2 separate regions of the Homo sapiens genome follow, and region 1 is linked to region 2. Evidence: read pairs that join two places in POLR2A ChIA-PET (ENCODE). Cell type or tissue: PC-9. All regions are shown on one strand.

Region 1 (8,000 bases), 540 kb before region 2:
TGCAGCACATAGACCTCTAGTCAGTGCAGCCACCATCATTCCGCTGTGTGCCTTCTAAGCTGTTCTGGGTTGTAAGATCTTTGTTAGAATTTGGATAAAGAGAACAGAGTTCTAAGTGACTTTTTTTTTTTTTTTTTTTCTGAGACAGAGTCTCGCTCTATCGCCCAGGCTGGAGTGCAGTGGTGTGATCTCCGCTACTGCAACCTCTGCCTCCTGGGTTCAAGAGATTCTCCTGCCTCAGCCTCCCCAGTAGCTGGGATTACAGGCACCTGTCACCATGCCTGGCTAATTTTTGTATTTTTAGTACAGACAGGGTTTCACCATGTTGGCCAAGCTGGTCTTGAACTCCTGGCCTCAAGTAATCTGCCTGCCTCGGCCTCCTAAAGTGTTGGGATTACAGGCGTGAGCCACCGTGCCCAGCTGGGCCTAAGTGACTTTCTAATGCACAGAATGTGTGAATTTTAGAATATGATCTTTTACCATCCAGTTTTCTGGACTCAGAAGTAACTTTTCCTTCCTCTCTTTTAAATGTTCATTAGGTCAAATTAGAACTGAAGAAGCAACCCTGAGGTATAATACTCTGCCCCAGCAACAAAAAGCAGTACTGCTGCTGACTTACGGCTACTATTCTGAGTTGAAAGTGCTGAAAAGAAAACTCCAGGCCATGCGCATTTAATTTGATTGTAATCCTGCCAGAGATCCACCTGCTTTGCTCCCATCCGTTTCCCTTGGCCTGTCCTGTAGAAAGGGACTGCAATTGAGCACTTTTTTAAATTAAAAAAATGACCTGCACTCTCCACAAAATACAGGTCCAAATGGCAGTAGCTTATTGGTCATCAGTTTCTCCTAGGAAACCTGGGCCACAAGTTTCTGGTTGGTTTCGGACACACAGTAGGTGCTGAATTAATTAAAGGTGTTTCTTTAATTCAGCCCAGAAGCATCTGATTTGCTTAGGAAATTGATTAGGCATATATTACCTGGATGATGTCAATTTCTATGTAACCATTTCTCTCCTGTGTAATTGATGAGCCTCCTAATGTTGATTTTATTTTATTTTACCAAGCACTGTATTTAGTTAATAAAAAATACAGAATAGGATTCAAAACAGCTGTGTTTGCTATTGGCATGGCCGTCACCCTCCTAATACCTGTGCATGTCATAATAGACTACATTTGCAGAAACAAAAGGTTAGGAATAAAAAGATGACTTTTGTCCCTCCAGCTGCCAGTGACAACCCACAGCCTCAGCTTATGGTATTTATTTAATCTTGTATCTGTGATAGGGCTCTGAGACACTTCTGTGAAGCAGATGTTTGAAGATCTGACAATTATGGAAGAAAATTTCTCATAGAAAAAGATATGTTCTCCAGCCTTGGGCGGGGGCCTGACATTACTCTTCCACATTTCACTCATTCATTTATTGAAAAATGAAAAATTATATATATTTATAATATACCAGGTGATATTTTGATATGTGAATACATTGTTGAATTATTATGTTAAGCTAATTAACATATCTCTCACCTTACATACTTATTTTTTGTTGATGAGATGGACATTTCTTTTTTAAGTATGCTTAAATGTGTTCACGGATTGTGTGAAATTTTTGGCATCCCGTTTCTTGATATACCACCTTTTGCCACATTTCTTGTTTATATAGTATGTATCTCAGCCGGTGATGAATCAAGGAAAAAGATAAAGAAAAACAAACAAACAAACAAAAAAGCAAACAAACAAGTTAAAACAAACCCAAAACCTTCTTTCCCAGTAGGCAGTAATTTGGGATGTAAAATGTATGAGGTAGGCAGGAGGAAGATGAAAAGTCTGTCTGAAATGAGAACTGTCTGTTGGCTTAATTCAGGTGATCACAGATTGTCTGTAGCCTTGAGCAAAGCCTAGAGAATAGTGAGGCTAGTAAAACACTAGCCCTTGGGCTCAAAATTTAAGATGGCACCAAAAAACTAAAAATCAGGGTAAATAATATTTTGATGCAATATTTTTAAAAAATAAAAATTAATGCACAATACTCTACAATGAACAAAATATCAAAATGCTAAAGACAGGCTCTAACCCCGCACTGGCAAACGCAACCTCACTTGTCTCCTTCTAATCCTGGCCTTGACCCCTAATAACAAAAAGTAAGATCATCTAGACCTCAAAAGGAAAAGTTGCTAGTCCCTCTAAGCCTTCGTTTGCTCTGGGTTTGAATCCAAACTCTGTTATGACCAACTTAGTGAAATCAGGCAAATTACTCAACCTCTGTAACTTCCTTTTGAAAAATGGAGATGTTTTCTCTTGCAAGACTTTTTATTTATTTATTTATTTATTTATTTATTTATTTATTTATTTATTTATTTGAGACAGGGTCTCACTCCATTGCCCAGGCTGGAGTGCAGTGGTGCCATCATGGCTCACTGCAGTCTCTACCTCTCCAAGCTTGGGTAATCCTCCCACCTTAGTCTCCCAAGTAGCTGGGACTACAGGCATGCACCGTCATGCCTGGCTGATTTTTTTTTTGAAAAAAAATTTTTTTTATAGGGATAGGGGTCTTGCCATGTTACCCAGGCTGGTCTCTTAACTCCTGGGCTCAAGAAATCTGCCCACCTCAGCCTCCCAAAGTGCTAGGATTACAGACGTGAGCCATCACGCCTAACCTCTTGCAGGACTTTTGGGGTGGTTTAAAAATTACGCCTGTGTAGCACTGGGAACATTATGACACCCAATAAATACCAAATAAACAACAGCTTTAAATATTATAATTCATAATGATTCACAGAGTATTAAGATCCCCAGGCGATGCAACCAGGTAGTACCTAAGTGTATCAGTCTTGGGTGCATCTGTCAGGGTTAACCTGGCTTTGTTTTTAACTTTACAGGACATATCAGAGTATAGCTATTGTGCCTGTGCTTTGAACACTCAAACATCCGCTCAACTGCTAAGTAACTGATTTCCTGTTTAGTCACAGCTCCTTGTCTGGGACCAGCCACTGGCAGCAAATTGTCATCTTCTGTATCTCCCTCTCAAAGCAACTCAGCCTTCTGAAGACGTGTAGAAGTTAGGTCTCGCAGGCTTGTATTTATTAAGCCCCCCCCCGCCACCCATCAGTCCCCAGTTATTTTGAGTGTCTCAAACGCATTTCCCACACCTGATGATTCATCTGAGGACGACTCACCCTTGTTGTCACTGACACTGTCCACAGCCCAGAGCTCAGCCTCTGATTTGCTCGGCAGAGATGGGGCTATGTACATATCGTGTGAGACGGAAGCTAACATAAGCAGAGGAGAAATCACGGAAGCAAAGTGAAGTGGGAATCCAGTTAATACTTGGAACAGAAAACTGGAAAGCAGCTCATTCATTCTCTCCGATTGTAAAAGGCGGATGGAAACAACACTTTTGTCAGCCTTTCTTCTAATCCGATCACAGCTGTAAAGACCATAAAGCCAAGCCCCGACGTCAATTATTCTTCTCCCTGTTCCTAAGAATGTGAAATTAGATGGGGAAAAGTGACAGAAGAGTGTCACTAAAATAACTTATTACACTTTGAGGGTCTTAGTCGTCATTAATAGTTGTTACTTTTTGAATATTCATCAGTGCGCCCTGCTGTTCGGCAAGAGAGGCTGTATGAAGTAGGAACTGCACACGCCTGGCTTCAGTCATGTATGCCTTGGATTTAAGCTCTTCTTTTCCACTTAATTAGTTAACAGGAACTTACTGAGCTGGGTGCAAAATGATACAGAAGAATAGGAGAATGGGATTGTAACCCCTGAAGCGTTTGTGATTTAGTTGAGTAGAATAAACTCTGCTGAGCCCAAGCTGAGCCTCAGCCTCATGCACCTGCTGTATTTCCACATTCTTTCATTTCTGCCCCAGAAATGTTGCTTGAATCTGGTTTCTCCTCTTTAACCATCTAAACTTTTACTATTGCTTTAGGACTGCCTCTCCTCATTTATTGCTATGTTGATTGCACTGCCCTGCCAAACCATATTGGAGCTGGATCAGGGGAAAATAAGCATATATATATATATATATATATATATATATATATATATATATATGCATGAAAATATCCTCCCATATTGTGGACCAAGTGGAAAAGTTAATGAAGCTCTACAATGAAAAAAAAAGTTGACTATGAGTAAAGTCTCATGTTGTCCAATCTGTAATCCTATTATTGTCAACCCTCGTAAGCCCGCCCAGTGGATGAGGTGGTGGGAGATGACGAGGGTGGGATGGGCATTCTGCAGCCAGTGGGGAAGAAGGCAGGGCCCTAAAACAAACAAGAACAAGCATATCTTTATTTAGAATTTGGATGTATTTTCATCGTGAATTTCCTTTGCATTCATTTTGATTAAAAAAAAATGCATTATGGCTGGGCGTGGTGGCTCACGCCTGTAATCCCAGCATATTGGGAGGCTGAGGCAAGTGGATCACTTGAGCCCAGGAGTTTGAGACCAGCCTGGCCAACGTGGCAAAACCCTGTCTCTACCAAAAATACAAAAATATATATATATATTAGCTAGGCATGGTGGTGTGCACCTGTAGTCCCAGCTACTTTGGAGGATGAGGCAGGAGAATTGCTTGAACCAGGAGACGAAGGGTTGCAGTGAGCTGGGATTGCATCACTGCACTACAGCCTGGGCAACAGAGCAAGACTCTGTCCCAGAAAAACTAAAAAAAATGCATTAAAATAATATTTATCTGTATTGCTGAGGTTTGAGGCACCCTCTTAAATTTTACACCTAGGCAATACCTCCAGCTCTCACACTAATCCAGGCTCTGGTCTATTACAAAAGTCCCCGCGGGCTCTGACCTACACAGCTGCCAGTTACCTTCCTAACAGACGACCAGTGATCATGTCACTTTCTTGTTAATCCAGACTGCTGGGAGCGAAAATTCAGCCCCCTCGGTTTGGCGTTGAAGCCCCTTTACAATCTGGCCCCCACCTAACCCACCAGGGCGCCTGCCCTGTCTGGCCCTGTTCCCACCTCTCTTGCCTCATCAAACTTCTGCCAGACTGCACCTTTGTCCATGCTCTGCTGTCTGCCTGAATTGTGCCCCTGTCTCCTGAATTGTGTCTCCAAGCCCCTTCACCTAAAATATTCCTGTTAGCTCTCAAGTTTCACCTCAGATATCCCTGACTGGCTGGGCAGACTTCTTAGACTCTCGCAAGCAGGCTTCTTTGTTCTGTTTTCCCATAGGAAATTGTTCGTTTCCACTCAATTCATATCTTGGTGGTTGCATTCATTTTTCGACTGTGATTTATCTGTTTACCGGTGTCCCTAGTTCCACTGCCAGCTCCTTGAGGCGAGCAACCGGGGCTTTTCATGTCTAATGAATAAATGAATACAATTTGACACAGTGAAAAAGGCAGGAACAGCAACCATAAAAAATCCATGAAAAACAAAAGCACAGAGGACAATAGGCAGAGAGGACACTGGTCTTTTTTTTTTTTTTTTTTGAGGGGGAATTCTCACTCTTTTGACCAGGCTGGAGTGAAGTGGTGTGATCTTGGCTCACTGCAACCTCTGCCCCCAGGGTTCAAGCGATTCTCCTGCCTCAGCCTCCTGAGTAGTTGGAATTACAGGCGTCTGCCACCACGCCTGGCTAATTTTTGTATTTCTAGTAGAGACGGGGTTTTGCCATGTTGGCCAGGCTGGTCTCGAACTCCTGACCTCAGGTGATCTGCCTGCCTCAGCCTCCCAAAGTGCTGGGATTACAGGCGTGAGTCACTGCGCCCGGCCGACACTGGTCTTAAAATCAGGAGAACCTGGATTTGGCTTTTGGTCTTGTCATTAGCCAGCTTTACAACTCTGTCATTATTTTCAGATTTTTTACTATGGAAACTTTAAAATTGTAGCAAAAATAGAACAGCCTGATGAACCCACATGTACCCATCATCCAACTAGAACAATGTGGGTTCATCAGGTTTCTTGTCATACTGCCCCGCTCTGCTACCCCCATCCCTGGATTGTTTGGAAGCAAATCCTAGACCTTACTGTCACTTCACATATAATTATTAAAGGAAGAACATGAACATTGTAATTGATTGCAAACTCACCATGAACCTGGTGGAAAGAAGAGATCACAATAGGCCGAGATCACGGGGAAGCTCTTGGAAGCAAGTTATGAAGGAGGAATACGGATTTTGGCAGAGAAAGTCTGTAAGTAGGAAGCTGTAAATCATGTGTCCAACATGTGGTGAGCAGATTGTTTTATCTGGAGTGGGGACTGGGTGGCGGAGGGGGGTGAGCAGAGGAAAATCTAGGCCTGGGACAGAGAGGCAGCCTTTGGGCAATGGGACAGACTGGAGACTCTTTTAGTTTTATGTAATGCAAGGGCTAAGGAAAAAACTTTGCCTTTGTCCCCTGAAGGTTTGCTGAAAAATCAACTGACAAAAAGCAGATTAATAGAAGAGAAGGCTGGCCAGGCGCGGTGGCCCACGCCTGTAATCCCAGCACTTTGGGAAGTTGAGGCAGGAGGATCGCCCAAGGTCAGGAGTTCGAGATCAGCCTGGCCAACATGGTGAAACCCTGTCTCTACTAAAAATACAAAAATTAGCCGAGCGTGGTGGCATGTGCCTGTAATCCCAGCTACTCGGGAGGCTGAGGCAGGAGAATCTCTTGAACCCAGGAGGCGGAGGTTGCAGTGAGCCAAGATCGCACCACTGCACTCCAGCCTGGGCGACAGAGCGAGACTCGGTCTCAAAAAAAAAGAAGGCAAGGTATATAAGTGTATTAGTGTGCGCTGTGGGAGGAGGGAGGAACACAGAGTGATTACCCATATCCTAGTGGGGTACAGATGTTTATATGTCTTGTTTTTTTTAGGGGAAAAGGAGATGGGGAAGTGTGGATGATTTTAGGGAGGTAACAGATGATTTTTAGGGGAATTCAATGAGCTTGAAGAACATACAATGGCTTGGGACAAAGTCTGTTTGGGCAGACAATGGTTTGTGACAAAAATCTTTCCAGGTGTGTTGACCGACTTCAGTGTTTTGCCCTGTGATATGGGTTCAGTTAATGAAAACTCAGGGAGGGAATGGATCAGAGGTGATTGTTTTCTTTTTTGCCAGGTCTAGACGTTAGGCAGATAAGGGAACTCCAGAGAATAACTTTTATTCTGTGTTTTGGGAGGACAGAAATGATGGGAAAGGGAGGAAGATCAGAGATACATTGAGGCTTCTTCCTCAATTCAGCATGTCAAAGCGCCATATTTTGGGATACCGCTTTCTGAGCCCCAACAGTAACTAGGTATTATTTTGAAGGGTTGCATTCACACTTGTGACATGGAGTAAAGGCCAGTGGTAATATTTCTGTAGAGCGCTTTAGTTCTGTCTCTCAATGTACTTTCCTTGTTAACTAATTTCTCCTTTAGTAGCAAAAGGAATTGTGACAGGTGCATTTAAAGAAACTGTTACCTGCACCAACTACCAGGCATTCGTTAGTTGGGGAGAAATGAGAACTCATGTTTTCCATACTCAGCCCTACCCCAAGATGACCTGGCAACTGTACATTTTATCCCACTGGGTTTAATCCTTATTATGAATAACAGAGCGAAACTTTGTTATTCATGGGAGTGGATTTCTCCTGCTGAGAGAATTAGCGGCAATCTCATTCAGGAAGCTGCCTTCTGATGCAATGAGGTCTTTTGAACTGTGCATAAATAGAGGCCATTCTTTAGGCATTTGGAGCATAGGGCTTAAATTGCTCCAGAAGTTCCAATCAGACTCTAGGTATCTTTGGCTGTTTTTTTTGTATTTTTTTTGGTTTTTTTTGAGACAGAATCTCACTCTGTCGCCCAGGCTGGAGTGCAGTGGCACAATCTCGGCTCACTGCAACCTCTGCCTCCCGGGTTCAGGCAATTCTCCTGCCTCAGCCTCCCAAGTAGCTGGGATTACAGGCGTGCGCCACCATGCCCAGCTAATTTTTGTATTTTTGGTACAGACGGGGTTTCACCATGTTGGCCAGGATGGTCTCGATCTCTTGACTTCATGATCCACCCGC
Region 2 (8,000 bases):
AATATATATTTCACAATATCACACCCATCTATCACCATAATGATTTTCTCCTTTCTGCATATTGCCTGTACTATTACATACTAATATTCGTATCAGCTGATATTTTTCCCTTACATTTAAGTGGACACTTATCAATCCAGTCATGAATGGTAAGACAGTATCACTTTGTCACAAATAAAAGGTAACAATAAAAATAAAGCAAAATGATGTTATTAAAGTCTAATACCAGGATCATAAAGCCACTAGTACAGAGATTTTGTTCTTAATTCTGGATTCCCATCTTTGTACATACACTAAATGGTTTGCATGTAAAAATGCATTATACTTAGATATGCATAGAGCATGTCGGTGTGTTTCCTTGATTTCAAACCATTTGAATGAAGAACGGTTCTGTGCAGTTACCTGAAAGTAAAAGAACCTTAACAGCAACCCGGATTTATATTTTAGAACCTCAATCAGAAACAAAATTGGAAAAGTACTCTTTTGTTCTTTATGAATTGCAAAATAACCTCCAGGGTGAACCAGCCTGGCTCCAGGACTGCTTGCACAGTAAACATATATACTTGTTAGAACTTCGGAGAATATTCACATTGGAAAAACCTTAAAGCTCTGAAAATGTTTTACATTTTGTGTTTTTAAGACCTTGCCACCATGGAAGAAAGAGTACAAAGACGATATTATGAAAAGCTGACGGAATTTGTGGCAGATATGACCAAAATTTTTGATAACTGTCGTTACTACAATCCAAGTGACTCCCCATTTTACCAGTGTGCAGAAGTTCTCGAATCATTCTTTGTACAGAAATTGAAAGGCTTCAAAGCTAGCAGGTGAGCAGATGGGTTCGGTATTCTGAATTAATTCAACTCTTCACACTCTTTATACTATTCTGTCTAACGATTCAACCAGTGCAGTTTATGGTAAATTTAACCTTAAATATCTTTAAAAAAAAAATAAATAAATCAAGACTCCAGGGTTATGATCTACTGCCAAGGAGAAGTGGACAAATTGCTGGGTTTGTTGTTGATCTACTTAAAGTCTTTTTTTGAAAATTCAAGAAGTGGCCGGGCATAGTGGCTCACGCCTGTAATCCCAACACTTTGGGAGGCCAAGGCAGGCAGATCACCTGAGGTCAGGAGTTCGAGCCCAGACTGGCCAACATGGGGAAACCCCGTCTCTACCAAAAATACAAAAATTAGCCAGGTGTGGTGACGCACGCATGTAATCTCAGCTACTTGGGAGGCCGAGGCACAAGAATCACTTGAACTTGGGAGGCGGAGGTTGCAGTGAGCCAAGATCACACCACTGCATTCCAGCCTGGGTGACAATGAGACTCTCACAGGAGGTGGGGGGAACATCCCAGCCTTGTCAACATAATGAGACCATGTCTCTACAAAAATTTAAAAAATTAACCAGGCATAGTGGCATGCACCTGTAGTCCTAGCTACTCAGGAGGCTGTGACAGGACGATCACTTGTGCCCAGGAGTTCAAGGCTGCCGTGAGCTGTGATTACACCACTGCTCTCCAACCTGAGTGACAGAGTGAGACCCTGTCTCAAAAAAAAAAAAAAAAAAAAAAAAAAAAAATAAGAATAAAAGAAGAATTTCCTGAGCTGATGATTGTCACAGGACTTTAAATTCTAGCAGAATAAATTCCTTCACTCAGCAAATAACTTTTGAGAACCTGATGTGTGCCTGATACTGGGAATTTAGCAGTGAATAAATTAAAGCCCCTGCACTCTATGAGGGGTGGGTGGAGCAAGGGGGACAGTTGATAAACATCATAAACCAGGTAGACAAATGGAAAAAGACTCACCCCTACATACATCGCTATAAAATTTCCAAATGCTAAGAATAAAAGAAACTCTTAGATAAAACCGACAATCTATAAAACAAGAATTAGATTGGTGTCAGATTTTTCTGCTGTGACATTTAGTGCTAGAAGATTATGGAAGAATAAATCTAAAAGTTTAAGAAAAAATGATTGTCAGCCTAGAAGTCTGTGCAGCCAGTCAAGTTTAGAGGCAGAATAAATATATTTTCAGTCATGTGAGGACTCAGGGCATCCTTTCTTGGCAGGTATTTTTAAAAAGTGTGTGCTATTGGCCAGGCATGGTGGCTCACGCCTGTAATCCCAGCACTTTGGGAGGCCAAGGTGGGTGGATCACTTGAGGTCAGCAGTTCAAGACCATCCAGACCAACATGGCAAAACCCCATCTCTCCTTAAAATACAAAAATTAGGCAGGCATAATGGTGCACGCCTGTAGTCTCAGCTACACAGGAGGCTGAGGCATGAGAATCGCTTGAACCCGGGAGGCACAGGCTGCAGTGAGCTGAGATTGCGCCACTGCATTCCAGCCTTGGTGTCAGAGTGAGACTCCATCTCAGAAGAAAAAAAAAAAGTGTGCTGTCAAAAATAAGGAAACAAATTTTTTCCTTTTAATAATGTATCTTCCTGTAATCCCAGCACTTTGGGAGGCCGAGGCGGGCGGATCACGAGGTCAGGAGATGGAGACCATCCTGGCTAACACGGTGAAACCCCGTCTCTACTAAAAATACAAAAAAATTAGCTGGGCGTGGTGGCACATGCCTGTAATCCCAGCTACTAGGGAGGCTGAGGCAAGAGAATCACTTGAATCTGGGAGGCGGAGCTTGCTGTGAGCCGAGAAGGCGCCACTGCACTCCAGCTTGGGCGACAGAGGGAGATTCCATCTCAAAAAAAAAAAGTATCTTTTTTTTTTTTGAGACGGAGTTTCACTCTTGTTGCCCAGGCTGGAGTGCAATGGCGCGATCTCGGCTCACCACAAGCCCCACCTCCCGGATTCAAGTGGTTCTCTTGCCTCAGCCTCCCTAGTAGCTGGGATTACAGGCATGTGCCACCACGCCCGGCTAATTTTGTATTTTTAGTAGAGACCTGGTTTCTCCATGTTGGTGAGGCTGGTCTCAAACTCCCGACCTCAGGTGTTCTGCCCACCTCGGCCTCCCAAAGTGCTGGGATTACGGGCGTGAGCCACCGCACCCGGCCATGATGTATCTTTTTATTTAGGGACAGGGTCTTGCTATGACCCAAGCTAATCTTGAACTCCTGAGCTCAAGCGATCCTCCCACCAGCCTTGGCCTCCCAAAGTGCTGGGGCTGTGAACCACTGTGCTGGGCCAGAAATATATATATATATATATATTTTTTTTGAGACAGAGTCTCACTCTGTTGCCCAGGCTGGAGTTCAGTGGCACAATCTCGGCTCGCTGCAACATCTGCCTCCTGGGTTCAAGCAATTCTGCTGCCTCAGCCTCCCAAGTAGCTGGGATTACAGGCAGCCACCACCATGCCCAGCTGATTTTTGTATTTTTAGTAGAGACGGGGTTTCACCATGTTGACCAAGCCGGTCTCAAACTGCAGACCTCGTGATCCGCCTGCCTCAGCCTCCCAAAGTGCTGGGATTACAGATGTGAGCCACCGTGCCCGGCCAGAAATTTTTGTTTATTTGAGTTCAGAAAACAAGTGGTTCAGGAAAGCAATGAGAATTACTCTGACCCAAGATGACATTTATACAGCAGGCTGTAAAATGTCAGCAGACCAAATCCTAGCAGGAGAATGGAGCACTCCCCAGAGGCTCAGTAGAGCAAGAAAATGACTCATACATTAGATAATTTGTTTAAGACAGAAAAACATAAGGCTATGATTAAGCCAAAGAACGTCAGGGATAAAAATGAAAGGCAATTAGAAACGCCACTAAAAACAGAAAGTTGTGTAAGTGTACCCTGTTAGCTGGGCACGGTGGCTCATGCCTGTAATCCCAACACATTGAGAGGCTGAGGCAAGAGGATGCTTGAGCCCAGGAATTCTAGACCAGCCTGGGCAACATGAGGAAACCCCATCTTTACAAAACACAAAAATTAGCCAGGCATGGTGATGTACACCTGTGGTCCCAGCTGCTTCAGAGGCTGAGGTGGGAGGATTGAGCCCATGAGGTAGACGCTGCAGTGAGCCATCTTCATGCCACTGCACTCCAGCCTGGAAGACACAACAAGACCCTGTCTCAAAAAAAAAAAAAAAAAAAAAGGCCCTGTTAGCAAAGGACTAGGTGCTACAGAGAAAAATATTTACATTTTCGTAGTAACGTAAATAATGACATTGGGCCGGGCACGGTGGTTTACATCTGTAATACCAACACTTTGGAAGGCCAAGGCACGTGGATCATCTGAGATCAGGAGTCGAGACCAGCCTGGCCAACATGATGAAACCCTGTCTCTACTAAAAGTACAAAAATTAGCCAGGTGTGGTTGCACATGCCTGTAATCCCAGCTACTCAGGAGGCTGAGACAGAATCACTTGAACCTGGGAGACGGAGGTTGCAGTGCACCAAGACCGCGCCACTGCACTCCAGCCTGGGCCACAAGAGCAAAACTCCGTCTCAAAGATAATAAAAATAATGACATTGGTTTTCGACTTTTAGAATCACCCTATAGACAAAGCATAGAATGATATAATTTTTAAATTATAGGGAAATAAAACTTGGACTCAAAAAAGGGAGGTTGGGAAATGGTTAAGTGAGCTTGGTTCTCCTTGCCATAGCAGGGCTTAAACAAAAGTTGATAAAACAAGAAATAGCAGTATAAGAAATTACCCTGGCCGGGCGCAGTGGCTCATGCCTGTAATCCCAGCCCTTTGGAAGGCCGAGGCGGGCGGATCACCTAAGGTCAGGAGTTCAAGACCAGCCTGGCCAACATCGTGAAACCCCGTCTACACTAAAATAAAAAAATTAGCTAGGTGTGGTGGTGCACGCTTATAAGTCTCAGCTACTTGGGAGGCTGAGACAGGAGAATCACTTGAACCTTGGAGGCGGAGGTTGCAGATCGCACCACTACACTCTAGCCTGGGCAACAAGAGTGAGACTCCGTCTGAAAACAAACAAACAAAAAAAAACCTACCCAGGCCGGGTGTGGTGGCTTATGCCTGTAATCCTAACACTGTGGGAGGCTGAGGTGGGTGAATCACTTGAGGTCAGGGGTTCAAGACCAGCCTGGCCAACATGGTAAAACCTCGTCTCTACTAAAAATACAAAAATTAGCTGGGCCTGGGGGCAGGCACCTGTAATCCCAGCTACTGGGGAGGCTGAGGCAGGAGAATCATTTGAACCTGGGAGGAGGAGGTTGCAGTGAGCTGAGATCCTGCCACTGCACTCCAGCCTGGGCAACACTGAGGCTCCATCTCAAAAAGAAAAATACATCTACCCAGAGAACTGAAAAGTCAAAGGGATTGATCATAGGGAGCCTGGATTTCAGATGGAGTTAAGGTAGGACAGAGGAGCACAACTTCTCATTATAAGCCCCTCTATGCTTTTTCATTTGTACATCGTGGTTATTCCTCTGGTTCAGTTTCTAAAATTGCTTTTTTAAATTGGGAAGGCCTTTGGTGGTAACTGTGAGGTAGAAGCCAAGGAGTGTGAATCCTACCCTGCTGCCAGCTTGCTGGCAGAGCCCACAGGATGACTGCTGGCAACTGCTGATGAAGGAGAGGAAATTGCCTGGAGGTCCTGGGGACTGTAGGCAAGACAAAGGGAATTGGTAAAGGAGAGATGGAGGCCTAGGCTGGGCCTGCACAGTGAAGGGGCCACTTAGGATGTCTTCTTGCCACGTGGTTATTTTATGTAGTTTTTAAATATACTCAAGTTGACATAATTTTCATTAAAGCACATGGGAGCTGAATTGAGAAGTTTGCTCAATTCTGCTTAAATAAACAAATTAGGCTGTGTGCAATGGTGCATGCCTGTGATACCAACACTTTGAGAAGCCAAAGCAGGCAGTTCGCTTGAGCCCAGGAGTTTGAGACCAGCCTGGGCAACATGGGGAAACCCCATCCCTACAGAAAATACAAAAAATTAGCCGGGCATGGTGGCATGTGCCTGTAGTCCCAGCTACCCAGGAGGCTGAGGTAGGAGGATCACCTGAGCCCTGGAGGTTGAGGCTGCAGTGAGCTGTGATTGCGCCACTGCACTCCAGACTGTGCTACAGAGTGAGACCTTGTTTCAAAACAAAACAAAACAAAACAAAATTACAATGTAAAGAGTTGTATAAGGGCAACTTGCTGTTGCCTTTTTAGGGAATTTCTATTGTTTTCCAGATTTAAGGCAGAATGAAACATAACTAGCCAGTTATTGAAAATTGATTTATTTATGGATTTTCAGAATTTCCTTTGCCATATTTTCCCATTTTATGATCTCCAGCATTGTTTGCACATTGTTTTCATTACTGCACTTTGTTATAATTCATCATTTATACCATCCATATTCTTTCTTTTCTTACAGATTGTGATATCTTTAGTCTGAATTTTTAACTGGAATCAGAACTGGATGTTGGGGTCACTCTTTGTTTTATTGTACCTCGTGATTACCTAATTCAAAATTGCCCCCCAAAAAGTCAGATTAGTTAATATAATTTTTTAATGTTAAAGATGTATCGTGGTAAAAAATTTACTCTAGCAGCCATGTTGAACAATGTATTTAAAAATTGTAAACTCTTGGAATACTGTATTTATCTGCTATTTCAATATAAAGTCCTTTGACTTAGTCCTGGTAACTGTACAGTAATTTGGTTTACTAATGAAAGTTGTGAATAAAACTGTGAAACTAGAAGGGAGACTTTCTGGACTTTAATAGAAAAATGTGATTTTAAGATTGCTTTTTCTTTTGTTTTAGCGTAATTTTTCCCTTTATATTCCCCTCATCAATGTAAATAAACACACACACACACACACACACACACACACACACACACCTTTCACCACAATGGTAATGCTTCTGTAAATGCCTCTATTTGTCCAGTTGGCTGAAAATGTTGTAATCTTTATTAGACAAATATATATATATATATATATATATATATATATATATATATTTAAATATTGGCTTTTTCCAGTGAGCTATTATGTTTAGTGTACAGTGAAAAGTTTTAATATTATAGGTTAAAATTTTCTTAATCGTTCTTTTCTATTCGCTTGCCAAGGGTGAATGAAAGAACATGGCTGCTTCTCCCAGACTGACTGACCTTGGCATCCGCATAAAGCATCATTGTTTTCAAAAATGAAGGGTGCTTAATTGTTCCCTTTTTTCTATATTCTGTAGGTCTCATAACAACAAACTGCAGTCTACAGCTTCTTAAAGTTCAGCGTGTTAACCTAACATAAAACACAGCAAGAATCTGGTTGTCTGAACTATTTTAAATTAAGGAGCCAGATGTTTTTAGTCAGGCTATCCTGACAAGACTTGACCTAAACTTCGTTTTTATTGGTCATAACAGTCCAATTATATTCTTGGCCAATTTTGTCCAACGGACAAGAAAAAAGCAAAGTCAACGACACCATTATCTTGTCAAGATCAGATGGTTTTACTATTGTGGCAGAAGCGAGAAAACTTTGTTTATTGAAAAAAAAAGAAAAAGAAAGCAAGAAAAAAAGATACTATGGGGTCAAGTGTAACTCCATGGAAATGCCACGTCTGCTCTTCAGTGAAGAAGCTGGTTTAGAGTCTCACAGAAAACTTTTGACTGTATTTATTTATTGTTGCAAAAAAGACGCTTTTTTATTGCTGCCCTCATTTGTCAGCTAATTATTTTTTCTTATAAAATCCAGCCCCGGTTACATATAATCATCTGTATCTTATCATGATTCCTGTAGGTAAAAGTACAAGACGACCTCTAGATGTCTTTTCTTTCTATGAAAGGAGCTGCTATGTACACATGTGCACACACACACAACTGGGAATCAACAATGAGTTTATTGTTCATGGTAGATTAAAATTAAGCTTGCATAAAGGTTGGGCTAAGTGGTCCTGGACTACAGACTCTGTTGCCTTGAATATAACAGTACAATTTGTCAATTACTCTGCACCAGGCTAAAATGAGTAAAATCTATTTGAAGGTATCTTGTTTGTAAACATTTGTCAGATTCTAATTTTTTTCTTTTGTATTAAAATTCAACTATGGATGTATATGAAACAAAATAAA

The links. ChIA-PET counts read pairs that join two places held together with the same protein. Peaks named below come from ENCODE experiments on the same cell type or tissue, not always from the same donor. Only the 100,000 strongest peaks of a DNase experiment are listed, where the experiment ranks them.
Region 1: POLR2A ChIA-PET joins it to region 2 with 15 read pairs; 2 of 35 experiments call an interaction of 5 or more read pairs at or near these places.

Annotation. Positions count from the first base shown.
Region 1 is chr17:67,438,194-67,446,193 of GRCh38, forward strand. The region is part of intron 1 of PITPNC1 (phosphatidylinositol transfer protein cytoplasmic 1); the gene reads left to right. LOC124904046 (a long non-coding RNA gene) reads right to left here and starts at 6,138. Exons shown (of 3, transcript XR_007065881.1): 1 at 6,059-6,138; 2 at 5,124-5,328; 3 at 127-3,475. RefSeq lists an enhancer at 7,327-7,885. In PC-9, no CTCF peak of the experiment used is centred here; no DNase peak of the experiment used is centred here.
Region 2 is chr17:67,975,132-67,983,131 of GRCh38, forward strand. BPTF (bromodomain PHD finger transcription factor) reads left to right here. Exons shown (of 28, transcript NM_182641.4): 27 at 641-827; 28 at 7,121-8,000. The coding sequence ends at 7,157. It also overlaps the pseudogene RN7SL622P. Among named protein-coding and RNA genes, the nearest start is that of C17orf58, 17 kb to the right of the region's middle. In PC-9, no CTCF peak of the experiment used is centred here; no DNase peak of the experiment used is centred here.